2 separate regions of the Homo sapiens genome follow, and region 1 is linked to region 2. The links are chromatin loops, found by intact Hi-C in ENCODE. Cell type or tissue: PC-3. All regions are shown on one strand. Each heading gives the region's core, and the rest is flanking DNA. Links, peaks and the distances in the headings are about the cores only. Region 1 holds the start of PSG4 (pregnancy specific beta-1-glycoprotein 4). Region 2 has its middle 15 kb from the start of LINC03078.

Region 1 (5,375 bases), core at 362-5,361, 110 kb after region 2:
TGGGGAGAAAAACCCGCCGACCCTGTGGGGCTGGTCCCTACACCCACTGTACAGAGACAAAGAAATAGAGATGTATACAACTCCCCAACAACATTGTATCACAAAACAACATCCTCTCTGCCCCTCATCATGGAATTCACTGTCTCTCACCACGTGGGCAGGTGCTTCCAGGGTCTCACAATTCTTCCACAAGAGGCAATGCACACTTTAACATAGCACTTCAGCAAATAAAGTGGTGAGAGTTTACCTACTTAGATAAAGTTTCTTAAAAGGTTCTCCCAAATTTCCCCCTGAAGAAGACAGAAAAGGCTTTCCCAATGGTGAAACATTGGCCTCCCCACCTTTCAGAAAAGGAACACTGAATAGCCACAATAATCTTGCCAAAATAAATTGTAGGCTTGAACTTTACTTGAAACCTCGCAAAGGAGTACAATTATTAAAACAGAAGCTGCTGGCAAAAGAATGGACATAAAGACAAATGGGATAGAATTGAGAGTCTAGAAATAAACCCTCACACTTATGATCAATTACTCTTTGAAGAGGGTGTCAAGACAATTTAATGGATTAACAATTCTTCTTTCAAATGATAGTGCAGAAACTAGATAACCACATGCAAAACAGTTAATTTAAATAACTCTACCTCCCACCATATGAAACAATTCTCTAAAAAATTGATCAGTGAGTTAAATATAAGACCTATAACCATAAAAACATCTTAAAATAGACACAGAGGTACATACTGATGACCTCAAATGTGCCATGGATTCTTAGATATGATACAAAAGCATGAGTAACAAGAAAAAAAGATAAATTGGGCTTTATCAAGATGTGAGCCTTTTGTGCATCAAAGGAAATTATCAAGAAAATATTTAATAGACACCGAATGAGAGAAAATACTTGCAAACCACATATAGGCAGTTTTCATGTCCAGATAATATCAAGAACTAGCTACAACTCAATAAAGAAAGGACAAATCATCCAATTTATAAATGGGCAAAAGACTCAAATAGACATTTCTTCAAAGAAGATATACAAATAGTCAAGAAGGACATGAAAAGATACTCAACATCAATAGTCATTAGGAAAATACAAAGTCAAAGCTGCAAGGAGACACCACATCACACCTACAAAACTGGCTAACATTCTTTTAAAATGTTAAATAACAAGTAGCAGTATTATGTAGAATTTGAAATCTTCATACATTGCTGGTGAGAATATAAAAGGTACAGCCACTAGGAGAAACAGTTTTGCTGTTTCTCAAAAAGCTAATCACAGAATTCTCATTTGAAACAACACCCATTCCTAGGTATATACCCAAAAAATTAAATCCAGGGACTCAAACAGGTACTTGCATGGGAATGTTGATTGCAGCATTATTCACAAAAGATAAAATATGAAAACAATCCAAGTGTTCATCAACACATGAATAAATAAATATGGTGACACATACAACAGAATGTTAATCTGCCATAAAGAGGAATGAAGCTCTGACACCCGCTGGAACATGCATGGACTTTGGAAACATTATGCTAAGTGAAATATGTCAGAAACAAAATAACATCATTGTATAATTCCATTTATATGAAACATCAAGAATAGGCAAATTCATAGAGACAGAGTAGAGATGATCAAGGTCTAGAGTAGAACATACAAAGAGTTATTGTTTAAAAGATACAAAGTTTCAGTTTAAAATGATAAAAATTTTCTAGGGAAAATAGTGGTGATGGTAATTTAACATGGTGTATGTGGTTAATTTCACTTGATCGTGGATTTTAAAGTGGTTAAAATAGCACATTATTCACAGAACTGTGAAAAATAGATTTCTATTATTTAATTCACCCAGGCTAAGGTGTTTGTTATGGCAGCTGAAGCCCATGAATCCATCATCTGAGCCAGTGTTTCAATGAAAGGCATCAGTTTTCAATCAAGTTAGCTGGAAGCTCCTGTATCCAGGAGAACCAGAGGCCCCAAAACAAGAGCTCCAGCAGGGGCTCAACCAGCACAGGTCCCATAGGACAGCCTCAATGTCAGGCTCTGGATGGCATGTGAGGCTACAATGATACAACCACAACGTGAAAATGTATGTTCTTGTACTACTTACAGACACTAGGGAGCCCTCGGCACATTTGGAGACCACAGACACAGAGGTCAGTGAGCCCAGGCTTTATTAAGTCCAGGGTGTTATCTGACAGGTTTCCAGCAGGGAGCTTTAATGGATGTGTTCAAAGCAAGCAACAAACACTGGGACCAGGAGCTCACGCTGTGACTGAGAGGAGGTCACTTTAAATGTGAAGGCGAATGTCAGAATTATCAGTTTAAAGAAGCAGCTGCAGAGAGGGGAGTCCAGCACACCAAGCAGGAGAGATGCCTCTAAGATTTTATCTCTGCACACCAACTGGAGTCACTTGAACCAGATACAGTATTGAAAACTGCCATGGTGACCAAGCCCTGCCTCTGATTTGAGGCAAATAAACTTACATCTTAAAAAATGAATGCCAAGGCAACATGACACTATGAGCCTCATGACATCCAGGGACACCAGCAGGGTGTGGTACTGTGCCCTGGAGTCAGAATCCTGGGTTCTGGTCCCTGGGAGTGAGAAAAAGAAAATGACTTGTCCCTGCCCCCCGATATTGATCTTCCCACCCTGCTGCTCCCTCTTCTGCTCCCAAGCCCACGTGCACTGCTCAGCCCCAGACATCACTGCCCCCAGGGTATACACAGTGCTGCCTACTGCACACAAACACAAACTCACAGAAGGTGACAAAAATCTGCATTTGGGACATCTGATTGTGAAAGAGGGAGAACAGTGAACGTAGAGTCACACAGACTGGGACTCAAGGGGCTGGAAGGTGATGGAGCTGTAACATAACATATGTGTGACCTCATGTAAAGTGTGCAGATCCACATGGAATAAAACATGCAGCCTGGCCTGGGATTGCTGCCGTTCACACTTCCCTCCCTGTCCACCAGAGGGCGACAGAGTCCTTCCCAGCCTGGAGCCTTCCTAGGGGATGCCAACCTCCCTCAGCGGAACCCACAGCCCAGCAGGGTCCACCCTCACCAGGGTCACTTCGGCCCAAGTCTTCAGAGCCCTCCATGCTCCCAACACGGACTCTGTCAGCTCCTTCCTGACCCGCAGCCGCCAACCTAACACCACTCCCTCTGCAGGTAGCTCCTGCCCCACACACCTGCTCCTTCCCTGGGCCCAGCTAAAGGCATCTCCCGGGCAGCGATGGTGCACGCGACGCCACACTGGACGCTTTCCCCTCGTGACCTCCCTCCATCCTCATCAACTCTTTCTGTCACTGCTCCCTAAATGCCCGCCCCTGCTCCATCTGTCCTGTTCTCTGGGGCATCCCAGGCCAAGCCTAGCGCTGACACAGAACAGCGGCTGCCTGAGGGCCCACAGCCTCCCCGGGAATCAGCCAGGCACCCTGTGTCCTGCCTGCCCACTGCAGCCCAGGGGGCGCAGAGAGCGTGTGATGGTCACACACAGGCACCATCCGGGATGTGGCCACCTGCCACCAGCTGTCCCTTGGGAAGACAGACCTCTCCTGTGTGCTTGTGGGGAGAAGGGGGGTGTTATTTTTCTTTGCTCCCAGAACACAACTCACCCCCACCCGCCCTCTCAGGTGTGAGCAAGGTCCCTCCAGACAGGCTCTCTGGCCACTGCCTGTTCCTCCTCTACAGAGAGCAGCTTGGCCAGGTCAAAACCCTCAGGACAGACCCCTGGGTATGTCAGCACAGGGAGGGCTGAGCCCATCATGGCCACGGAGTAAGTCGGGATGAATCTCTCCAGCTCTGAACCCCTGCTCTGTCCCAGGCTCCCCCTCCTGCGTCTCAACAAGCCATGTCCCGCGGGGTTCCTGGGTAACTCCCCACTTCCTCCTGCACCACCACGGGGAAGGTGTGGTGACCACAGGACAATCAGCTGGGCAGAGAAGAGAGGACATCAAAGGTGGTCAGGGAGAACATGAGAAACCCTGAGCTCCAGCTCAGCCGCCAGACCCCAGGGAGACACAGAGTGACCGAGAACTGTCCCTTTGACTCTGGGATTCACAGCCCCCACTGAGCAATCAGCACAGGCCTCTCCTCCCAAGAGGCCTGAGAGATTCACCCTGCACACCTCCAGGATGGATAGTTTCCTCTGGGAAACCCAGGTACTGAATGTTCATCCTTGGAAGCTGCAGCCAAGCTAGACACGATTAGAGAAAGGAAGGGTCCCTCTTACCAGACAACACAGAGCTCACCCACAGCACAATGGGACGTCACTGTGACGGGAACCTTGTGCAGCTCCTGCACTGAAGGGGAGAGCCAGATGAGGAAGGAAGAGGGTAAAGGGCGTGAATGTGCACCCTACCCCAGAGCCATGGGGACAGCAGGAGGCTGAGGCCCAGGACTCTGCTTGCCTAACCTGCAGGGTATGTGTGTGACCATGTGGGTCGTGTGTGTCTCTTCTGTGTGTGTGTGTGTGTGTGTGCATCTGCACAAAGTGTGTGTTGAGGTTTGGTGAAAGAATCACTGCTGAAAAATGCAGAGGCCTCCACAATTCCCAGGGACCTGAAACACAGACAAAAGGAAAAACAGGAGGGACAAGGAGGCAGAACTGAGAGAGGAGGGGACAGAGAGGTGTCCTGGGCCTGACCCCGCCCACGAGCTTGAGAAATGCTCCTGCCCCGGGAGGAGGCTCAGCACAGAAGGAGGAAGGACAGCACAGCTGACAGCCGTACTCAGGAAGCTTCTGGATCCTAGGCTTATCTCCACAGAGGAGAACACACAAGCAGCAGAGACCATGGGGCCCCTCTCAGCCCCTCCCTGCACACAGCGCATCACCTGGAAGGGGGTCCTGCTCACAGGTGAGGAGAGAACTTCCTGGGAGAGGACAGGAGGAGGAAGCAGAGTGACTGGATGGGGTCTCCTGGAGAGGATGGGGTTCTGAAAAATGAAAGAAGCCAGCACTTTGGGAGGCTGAGTTGGGTGGATCAGGAGATCAGGAGTTCAAGATCAGTCTGGCCAACACTGTGAAGCCCTGTCTCTACTAAAAACACAAAAAATTAACCAGGTATAGTGGTGTGCTCCTGTAATCATAGCTACTCAGGAGGCTGTGGCAGGAGAATCACGTGCACCCACGAGGCAGAAGTTGCAGCTAGCCAAGATAGCACTACTGCACACCAGCCTGGGTGACAGGACGAGACTCCGTCTCAAAAAAAAAAAAAAGAAAAAAGGAAAAAAAGAAAAAAGAAGAAAAGGGAAAGAAGGCTCTGTTGGAGCCTGGATAGGGGAAAATACACCAGAGGGTCAAAATAGGAAAGTCACATTGAAGCGGAATTGGTAAGTGGTAGGAAAATCTTAAGTGTTCTGTTTTCCTGATT
Region 2 (5,375 bases), core at 282-5,281:
AAATGAGGCTGGGACTTGTTGGGCTGCATTTCCAGAAAGTGAGGCATTCCTAGCCTCTAGATGTTTATGGTTAAGGGAACAAATCAATAATATTTACTAAACAGACCCAGACTTGGGAGTGTCCAGATATCCCAATATCTGGAAAACAAAGTGATTCCTAATTTTGCTTTAAAGATAATAACTTAGATTCTTGCAAAATATCACAATTAAGAAAATTAATCCTTATCACAAACCTTTGTAGCAGGGTACATCTCCCCATATATATGAGCACTGTACCTAGGGTGGGTGTGTGCCTCCTCTTACTTTCAAGAACATCCTACTGTGACTATGGAGTAGCTGTACTTTCACTACTTTACTTTCTTAATAAACTTGCTTTTACTTTGCGCTGCAGACTTGCCCTGAATTCTTTCTCGTGCAAGATCCAAGAATCCTCTCTTTGGGCATGGATTGGGACCTTTTTCCTGTAACAAAAGCGGTTCATTCTCTGACTTGTAATTGAATCCAGGCTGCAACAGTGAAAGTGTGGAATTTTAACTACTGGATGACATGGTGAAGTGGCTTTAATCCTTATTGCCTCAGGAGATCTAAAGCAAGTCATTTGAGATTACAAAAAACTTAACTTTGTTTAAGGCTAGATTTTTGCTCTGTAAGTTAGTCAAGAGAATATTTAAGGCTAGCCGTGACACTATTATGTGTCTTTCTTTAAAATTTGATTCTCCTCAAACTATCTTGGCAAAATTATGACTGAGACAGTGAAAGAGATCTAACCTAACCTAATGAACACCGTCTTGCTTCTAACCTCCAAGCTGTCCTTGTTCGGTCCTGGGCATAGGCTGAACTAACTTTAATAGGAATTTAGTTTACAGTTTAAAACAAAGACGATAACAGCCCTTTCCCAAAACGAACCTCCTTCTTGCCTGGGGACAAGACTGCCTTTGTGGGACTAACAAATTAGCCACAAGATTAGAAATTACGGTTTAAGAGTCATGCAGCTGGAGGCTACAAGATTCTGACCCTCTCTAAACTGCTCCTGAGATCTGTCTGAGCTATTTGGCAGACCCTGCACTTGATGGATGGATGAGCTGGCCCCACCCAGATCGATAAAATGGGTCATTTGATCTTGTGACCTCTACTCAGGAACTGACTCAGCAAAAAAGGACAGCTTCAACTTCCCATGATTTCATCTCCTACCTAACCAATCAGCACTCATGCTACATCAGCTGACATTAAAATTACTTAGATATACAATTTGAATGAACGTCATGGTCTAAGTCAAATTACCTATGATAACCCATCAGTTATCAGTGCTATGCACATAATTTGAAGAAAAACTATGATTCAAGAGGATATGAGTCTAATATTAATTAAGCATGGACTCATGGAGAACCAGGATGGCCACCTTGTCCTTCCTAAGTCCTTAAAGCTTTTATTATTAAAAGTTCTGCATTCCATGACTCATCATGGAAAAGATAAAAATATTCAAATGGAATATATTGGTGTGGTGACTTATAAATTGTTAAAAGAATTTATAACCAATGTTTGGCCCCATATTCCTGGGAAAACAATCAAAGCTTCAGGTACACTTGGTCACCTGCTGGTCCATTTAAACATTTTATAATGAGATTTCATTCAATTGTTATTTTCAATGCATATTTTCTGGTTCTGGTTGTATAAAAGCTCTCCCATGCAAGAGGGCTCATGTTATCTACTAAGTTATTATGTTACAGTGTATTTTCACCAGATAAAGAAAACTTTCTATAGTTCACTAAAGATAATCAACGCATTCACAACCTAGAATCCAGAAGTAGAATTGCTGGATCAAGTAGTAATTCTTTAATTTATTGAGAAACTGCCATACCACTTTCCACAGCATCTATAACATTTCCCATCACCAGCAGCAATGCACTAGAGCCCTAATTTTTCCACCTACTTGAAAACACTTGTGGTTTCATGTTGTTGTTGTTTTTATTAAAGCCATTTTAATGTGTGTGAGGTGGTGTATTACTGTGGTTTTGATTTGCATATCCGTAAGTATTAGTGATGTTGAGAATCCTCGCATGTCCTCACTGGCAATGTGTGTGTCTTCCTTTGGGAAGTATTTTAGTCTTTTGTTCACTTTTAAATTCGGGTTTTTGGATTTTTGCTGTATTTGACTTGTAGTAGTTTGAGTCAAGTACAAATTGTGAGGTCCTGTTCCAGCCATTGGAAGCCGCACACAGCAGTAGGGTGGATGCATCAGGTTATAAATGACCTTGTCTCCTTTGTTCGTGTGTGCATTCATGGCAAGACTGCTGGCGAGCGGCACTTTTTCTGCAGAAAGTAAACTAGCCTTGCTGAGAGATGCTGTGCCTCAGTGCTGATCTTTATGACACCGAGCACCCGTTACCAACAATTTGAAGGCCCCAGCGAGATTAACATTCCCCTCTGGGACAGTCTTTGGCCCTGTCTTGTGGGGAGGCGCCCTGCCGCCCGTTGCGGCAGCCCCAGGAGGAGAGCCGGGACCTACCCGGTGAGAGGAATATACTTGAATTCTCAGCAACGCGGGGAAAGAGACAGGCTTGCGGGACTCCCCACAGTAACCAGGCAACGCCGTGCATGGGCCAAGGTAGGAAAAGCCGCAAGAGGGCAGCAAAGTACTTCCTTGGTGGTCAGCTTTTGGGAGGCTGAGTGTGTGTGCACGATTACCAACTTGTTGCTGGACAGAGTGCGTGGACATAAACGGGAAGAGTGTAAGGAACCTCCAAAAGGGAAACGGAGGAAGGTTAACCTCGCAGGGAAAGAGAATCGGTGAAACACCTCTGGTGTGAGAGATTAAGCCTTGAGGACAGGACAGACGAGACATCCCCGGTATCTGGGGGATTCAGCCTTCCTGGGAAAGGAAGAGGCAAAACATCCCTAGCACAAGGGATTGGGCCTATCTGGGATTCAACATGGGAAATGCTTCTAGTAGGATTGGGACAGGAAATAGACCAGGCAACAAGGGAGGGGACAGTGATCAAATTTCCTTTGATAGTCCCTTAGGATTCATGCTATAATATTGGAAAGAGGATGAGCGGACTAAATATAAGAGAAAACAACAGATGATTAAATATTGCTGTTTCCTCTGGACCCAAGAGCCAACCTTAAAACCTGCCATTTTCTGGCCAAAATTTGGTTCAGATGAGGATTGGGTCTGTCAACTTTTAATAATGTATGTTAACAACCAAAGCCCCATGTCCCCAGAAAAAATGGATTATGCCTTATGCTAGCAGCAAGGGCCTGCCCTTCTTTACCCCTTAAATGACTTAAAGACGGTAACAGACAGAAACAAAGGCCCAGAGCAGTTAGTGGGATCCTTTAAATTATCTTCCCGTTTCTGAATCCCACGGCGCTGCTGCTGCCTGCCGTATGGCTGCCGCCTTCTCCTCCTCAGATGGAACTCCCGCCTCCCACTCCTCCTCCGGCAGAAGTCCCGCCTCCCCTCCTCCTCAGGCGGAAGTCTCGTCCCCCCCACCCGCTCCAGGGATCACTCTGGACTTGGAGGCGTCTGTTCCCGAGGAATTACCGCCTCAGTGGCTTGATCATCTCTGCTGCCCATCTAAATGTCCTTCCTCAAAAAGAGGGCTCCAAAAAGAGATAGAACAATGTAAAAGGGACATTCAGAATCTTCCTTTTCCTTGCACTCCTAAAGAATCGACTTCCCAGCTCTTCCCTCTAAAAAAAGTTCCACAAGGAGAGGGCACGATTGGCTTTATAAATGCTCCCTTAACTGCCTCTGAGGTCTGAGGCCTAAAGAGGGAGCTCAAGCCCCTGCTAGATGATCCAAAAGGAGTGGCAGAACAGATCGACCAGTTTTTAGGTCCCCAGTAGTATACCTGGACGGAGTTAATGTCGATCCTAGGTATCCTCTTCTCAAAAGAGAAGCGAAACATAATCCACGCAGCCGCTATGGCAGCCTGGGAAGGTGATCACCCTGCTCGCCAGGATAATCCGGTGGCAAATACTAAATTTCCCACTCAAGACCCACAGTGGGATAATAATAATGCAACCCACCAAGACCATATAAAAATTTACGAGAATTAACGGTTAGAGGGATTAAAGAATCAGCACCCTGACCTCAAAATCTTACTAAGGCCTTTGATGTACAACAAGAAAAACATGAAGGGCCTGTGCAATTTCTAAACAGATTAAGAGAGCAAATGAGAAAGTATGCTAATTTAGATCTAGATAGCCCCCCAGGACAAGGGATGCTAAAATTGCATTTTGTCACAAATAGCATAATATAGCAAAGAAGTTACAAAAAATAAAAAGATGAAAAAATCGCTCCATCAAAGAGCTTTTAGAGGAAGCACAGAAAGTATATGTCAGGAGAGATGAAATGAAAAAAAGAAAAGCAAAAGGCAAAAATCTTTTGGCAAAATTCACCAGGGCAATCAATGCCAGAAGCAAAATTTCGGCCGACACCCTGGGACCTGGGGATGCAAAACAGAAGACAGAATCAAGGTTGAAGGGAAAACAGTCACAGCAAGTGTTGTAAAGGGTGTAAACATAAGAGAGAAGAAAAAGGACAGAGGCAGGGAAGTTCCGGAATAGGGAGAAAAGGAGGGCAAGATAGATGTTACAAATGTGGAAACTCAGGCCACTTTAAGAGATAATGCCCTAAGTGACAGATTACAGGGGGAGCTCCTCCGCTCATTCCTGCCTTTAAAGAGGAGGAATGGGGGGTGTCAGGGGCTCTTTCTTTTCTACCTCGAGTCCCACCAGGAGCCCTTGATAAATTTAAAGGTAGGACCTAACCATGAGTCAATTACTTTCTTAGTCGACTGAGGCTCTACTTGCTCCTCCCTATGTGTTACCCCAACTGGGCTAACATATTCTCCAGAGGAGTTGTTAGTCTCTGGAGTAAAAGGGGAAGGATTTAAAGCAAAGATTTTAGAAAGTGCCAAGGTAAAATATAAAGCCTGATCAAGTAACATTCAATTCCTATTAATTCCTAAAGCAGAAACTAATCTACTTCGGAGAGATTTAATGTTAAAATTAGGTATTGGTCTACAGCGTAGCAGGATGAGCAGCAGACAAAACTTCTCAGACACCTAGTTAAAGAAGGAAGGGGTTTATTCGGCCGGGAGCATCGGCAAGACTCCTTTCTCAAGAGCCGAGCTCCCTGAGTGAGCAATTTCTGTCCCTTTTAAGGGCTCACAACTCCAAGGGGGTCCGTGTGAGAGGCTCATGATTGATTGAGCAAGCAGGGGGTATGTGACTGGGGGCTGCATGCAGCGGTAATCAGAACAGAACAGAACAGGACAGGGATTTTTATAATGCTTTTCCATACAATGTCTGGAATCTATAGATAACATAACCTGTTAGGTCAGGGGTCGATCTTTAACTACCAGGCC

The links. Hi-C counts contacts between places; a loop is a spot of excess contacts. Peaks named below come from ENCODE experiments on the same cell type or tissue, not always from the same donor. Only the 100,000 strongest peaks of a DNase experiment are listed, where the experiment ranks them.
Region 1: it touches region 2 in a loop (4-fold over the local background); 1 of 110 quality-filtered maps calls a loop at or near these places.

The regions. Positions count from the first base shown.
Region 1 is chr19:43,204,957-43,210,331 of GRCh38, reverse strand. PSG4 (pregnancy specific beta-1-glycoprotein 4) reads left to right here and starts at 4,694. Exons shown (of 6, transcript NM_002780.5): 1 at 4,694-4,859. The coding sequence starts at 4,796. In PC-3, for the core only: a CTCF peak has its summit at 2,883; no DNase peak of the experiment used is centred there.
Region 2 is chr19:43,314,134-43,319,508 of GRCh38, reverse strand. No RefSeq gene overlaps it. Among named protein-coding and RNA genes, the nearest start is that of LINC03078, 15 kb to the left of the region's middle. In PC-3, for the core only: CTCF peaks have their summits at 2,405 and 2,605 (motif pointing right); a DNase peak (open chromatin) is centred at 2,628; H3K4me3 peaks cover 276 bases.